2 separate regions of the Homo sapiens genome follow, and region 2 is linked to region 1. Evidence: chromatin loops called from intact Hi-C (ENCODE). Cell type or tissue: IMR-90. All regions are shown on one strand.

Region 1 (2,500 bases):
CTGTGCTATAGCACGCTTTGGGCACACTTCTTGCCCTCCCCACGTTCATGCCCTATGTACCTTTGCAATACTCTCCCCTGGGGCAGGGAATAATTATAATCCTCTGATCATCCAACACAATGTGAAGATAATAAAAATTAATTTCAAAAACAAAATTGCACATTTGGAAAAGATGCAGGATTTCATGAGTTCACAAGAAATGTCAGGGCCTGTCTGATCACATCACACCTTCCACCTGTGACTGACTCAGACCAGTCACCAAAGAGTTAAGAAAGGCTCTTGACAACATTGTTGAAAGCTTCTAATGCTTTTGCAAAAATAACAGGCTTTTTAATTTGCTGGGAAGGGGTGCTCTTGTACCACTAGCCTTGAGCTGTGCCCATGATAATCTATAAGAAAATAAGTTATAGATCACAACAGATCAACACATATTTTTTTAAATGATCAATTTTATCACAGCTCAGTGGTAAGTTTATAGAACAAAAAAAAAAGAGTGTCACTTGATAATGAGAAGAAACCTTAAAAGAACAAATGTTAAAGGGCAAACAACCCCCTCCTCCACCACACAGACACACACACACGTATACAGACAATCCTTAAATTCAAAGGCAGTCACTTGCCTCTTTCCTCTAGGAAAATCTAACTTAATCCCTTCAATGATCCCAGGTCTTCAAAAACAAAACCCTGGATTAACACCCTGAATTTAAAATCTGGGTGTCTTGAATGTCTTTGAAAGTACAATCTCAAAAAGCAAAGAAAAAATTTTCAGGTGGGAGAGGAAAAAAAAATACCTACAACAGAGAGAAGAAAACACATAATATCCCAATAAAATATCTTGGCACCTGTATGCTTGGCTGTACATGCACCTGTGTTGTACATGCACACATGTCCATGGGTTACCCTGGCCCCAACTTACACGGGGAAGGTAACTGTATGACCTATCCACACATCTGGCTGCTTCTACCCCAGCTAACTGACAAATACTCCCAAATATTTTGCTATTGGTTGATTTGACAGCCACTCTGGAATAGTTGGTTGGCAAGAGGTTTTAAAGCAACAGAAAACCCAAGGTTGGATGGATTTGCCATCCCCTCCACTTAGGTAAAATGGCTTCCAGTAAGGGGTTGTGCCAGTATTGGCTGCTAGCTAATTTAAGGTCCAATGGAAAATGAAAATAAACAAGTATTAATCCTGAGAACCTTTTTGTGGAGTTATGAAAACAGTCTGTTATAAAACGCATCCAGATGTCAGCCAAGAGTGAGTCAATTGGAATAATAGCTTCAAGTGAAACCAGCAAAGGGCAGCAGGTCAGGCTGTGGGGATTCTGAGGAATGCCCACTCACAGACCCAGGAGCGCACCGCTGCACACCAGCCTGGAGCCTCGCCCACGACACAGAATTCTGTTAAACGATCTATAAAAAGAATTTATGGATCCCATGGACCAACATCGATTTTTTTAAATTAATTTTGTCACAGCTTAAGGGCAGGTTTATAGAAGACCAAGACAAAAAAAAAAGCGTCATTTGATAATGAGAAGAAACTTTAAAAGAGCAACATTTTATTTGACAATTATTAAATTTTTATACCAGTGAAAACAGTTTAATTTTATAAAGACCTATAAAACAATCTCCTGTTGATACACTAGCCCTGTTCTTCAAAAACACATGCCTGAGGATATTTACTGGAACATTTAATATTAAGACCTCTGAAGTAATCTACAAGTCAATCTGTGGAATATTGGTTAAACAAATGATGGTACACTTCTACAGTAGAACCAAATGCAAGTGTTTCTTAATTAATTAATTTTTTATTTATAATTGAAAAAATGCAAATGTTGAAAAGGGTGATAGACCTCCTTGACAACTGCTGTGAAATCATGTCTAGCATAAATTAAGTAGGAAAAAGCAAGTAACAGAGCATTAAACATCATTATTCAGCCATCTTTGCATAAATCAGTCTATCAATCTATGTTTCTCTGATTGTCTATGCAGGAAAAGTTCTAGAAAGAAGCCAATGTTCATGATGGCCACCTCTGAGGAGTGTAGGAGCTGAGGGCAGAGGAGCTTTTCCTTTTTGTGTTGTAGTTTTCTATACTGCTTTAATTTTTCACGTTAGCATGTATTGTTTTTGTAAAGCTTTTTAATTAATTGGTTTAAAAGAGAAGGGGAGGGAAAGGCAAAAGAGCAAGCGGCCTGTTGGAGTGGAAAGCTAACTAATGGGGCATTGGCAATCTGGTTCTTAAAAGGAAATGGGACTCCTATGAAAATACAGAAAACCTCTGAAAATGCAGGAAGTCCAACAGTCACCACAAGGGAAACAGTTTTACCCACTGTGTTTTCTCAAATGAGTGAGCAATTGCCTAAAAATACTACACTGTGTGGTTGCATGTGTTCAGTCCCCACTCAGGATCCTGATAGCATCTCAATTACCTGATGCCAACTTCACTTTAACATTGACTTTTTATTTTAAAAACAAATTGCTGATCTTTGTCCGTGGAAAA
Region 2 (2,500 bases), 500 kb before region 1:
AGTTGCAAGAAATAGACACTGGGTGCTTTTTGACTAAACTATTTCAAAAGGTGTAGAAATCTCGGTGCCTTGCTGGGCCTGGAGGGACTGCCCCTCCCAGGCTGGCCAGTCCCTAGAGATGGTAAATGACTTCAGCAAGCACAGCTTTCCAATGCAAACCAACCACTCCAGAGCCCTCCCAACCACCTCCTCCGTTGGGCTCTCACCCTCTGGGCCACGGCCACCTGCCCTAATCACCCCAGGGCCAGGCACCAGGCAACTCATGACACCCCTGTGTCCAGAGCCCACTAAAATTATTCAAAGTAGTCCATTCTAAGTCTACTTGTACTGCCTTGCTGGTTCCTTCTCACAAAAACCACATTAAAGGCTCTTGCTACAGTTCCCCCCACACTTCTAACCAACACTGGAGTTTCCCCATGTGGTCCCCCATGGCACAGCGTGGCCCCCATGGCAAGGCATGTACCTCCTCTCCAGATCTGTGCATGACAGACTATCTGTTCAACAGCAGTCCCCTCCTTATCTGTTGGCCTTGCCACACCTAAATGAATAAAACCTATGTTTTAAAGCAACCATGTACCCTGGGAGTCAGGAATGACAAGCATGTTATTTATTATTTCTGTAGGGATTTCTCTTTAAAACGTTCTTTATGAAAAGACAGCAACTGTCTCTATGCTGGAAATACAGAAAATTGATCTTGTGTCATTTTTTAAATTAAAGTAATAGACATTCATAGCAACAAATCAAATACAATATTACAAAGGGTTTATAATACGAAAGAGCAGCCTCTCACCAGATGCCACCCCAGCCCAGAACCACAATACAGAGATTTTTTAGTATTCCTCTTAGTAATTGTCCTGAGGCCTATCCCACAGTTCTAAATAAAATGCTTTATCTCTGTTGACCTATTTATCCACATCGCGTCAAGCATATAGAAGATTTGCTTGCCTGACAACCAAACCTTTCCCGCCTCTGTTCTTTGAAATGTTTGAGAATTAGATTATTTCTAGCATCTCTCTTGATAATATTGTAACTTCAAATAATACACTCATCCTTTTCTTTCTATTTCCATTTACTTTTGAGTTAGCTTGGATGTTGGTCCCCTCCAAATCTCATGTTGAGATGTGAACCCCCAGTGTTGGAGGTGGGCCTCTGGTAGGTGTTTGGGTCATGAGATGGATCCCTCATGAATGGTTTGGTGCCCTCCTGTGGGCACTCTTCTAGTTCTCACTCAGTTAGTTACTATGAGACCTGATTGTTAAAAATGGCTTAGCACCTCCTCCCCTCCCTTGCTTCCTTTCTCGCCATGTGACACACCTGCTCCACCTTCACTTTCTGCCATGATTGTAAGCTTCCTGAGGCCCTCATCAGAAGCAGGTGCTAGCACCACACTTCCTGTACAGCCTGTAGAACGATGAGCCAAATAAGCCTCATTTCTTCATAAATTACCCAGCCTTAGGTATTCCTTCATAGCAACACAAACGGACTACGACAACTTTTGACAGACTCTCAACACTCCACTTTGTAAAAGAGGTTATTAGTTTCTTAGCATTGTCTTCTACTTTTCTTCTCCCTTGCCCCACTCTCCAATTCTTCTCAGCATCCCAACTTCTGTGGGCTGGCCTTTTACTAGTGCCAAACATTGTGACTCAGCTCATACCCTGCTGCTCAAGTTTCAAGTCCAGCATCAGTGTGTGCTATTGCCAGGCTAGAAGATCTTCATAAGGGAACTAAGGTCAATTTCACTAGTGACTTTCTCTGCTCTCTTGGGCAAGTCACCCAATTCCTTGAAACCATGGCTGCCTCATTCAACTTCCTTCATAGCTTTAAAATGAGTGGGAACAAAAGAGCGGCTGTAAAGTAATGCAACTTGTAAGTTCCACACTGCTATCCACACGGAAGGCAGGGGAACTTTCTGACCTGTCCTCTGAGAAGCATGGTGAGTCCTTGAGTGTGATCTCTTATCCCCGGCATTGGATGGCACCATCACTATGGGACTGATTGATGTCCTCCAGGCCCAGTGGTTGGGGAAGGAACATTTTATATGGATTCCTTTCACATCAAATCCCATCACACAACTCTCATAAATGCTCCTGCTTTTTGATGTGTGCATTTGAATCCAAGTTAATTATATTTTGTGATATTTAAAGGGGCAAAGGGAGCGATTTCATCCATTTTCAGCCTCCCTGGAGTAAATTGTTCTAATTTACTAATAATCAAATTTAATCCTTTCTTTTCCTTAATATTCTTGGTGGTTGCATTTCAGTCCCTTTACTGGCTTTACAGTAAAATCTTGACTACCCTAGAAATTTTTTTTATACATGCCTCGATTTATACTGATAAACCCTAGAAAAGATCATGCTTGGCCTGGATCTCTTCCTATATAGAATACTTTTCTAACTTTTTTTTCTTGTGGGAATAGCTATCTCTTTTTTTTGTATTTATTTTTTGTTATTTTTAAAAATTAAATTAATTTTTACATATATAATTTACCATCTTTACC

The links. Hi-C counts contacts between places; a loop is a spot of excess contacts. Peaks named below come from ENCODE experiments on the same cell type or tissue, not always from the same donor. Only the 100,000 strongest peaks of a DNase experiment are listed, where the experiment ranks them.
Region 2: a loop joins it to region 1, with 2.1 times the contacts of the local background. A loop is called at or near these places in 3 of 110 quality-filtered maps.

Annotation. Positions count from the first base shown.
Region 1 is chr10:43,808,172-43,810,671 of GRCh38, reverse strand. The region is part of intron 2 of LOC105378275 (a long non-coding RNA gene); the gene reads right to left. Among named protein-coding and RNA genes, the nearest start is that of LINC02658, 31 kb to the right of the region's middle. In IMR-90, no CTCF peak of the experiment used is centred here; a DNase peak (open chromatin) is centred at 1,251.
Region 2 is chr10:44,305,691-44,308,190 of GRCh38, reverse strand. All of the region lies in intron 1 of LOC124902544 (a long non-coding RNA gene), which reads left to right. Among named protein-coding and RNA genes, the nearest start is that of LINC02881, 14 kb to the right of the region's middle. RefSeq lists an enhancer at 327-536. In IMR-90, a CTCF peak has its summit at 1,175 (motif pointing left); a DNase peak (open chromatin) is centred at 1,670.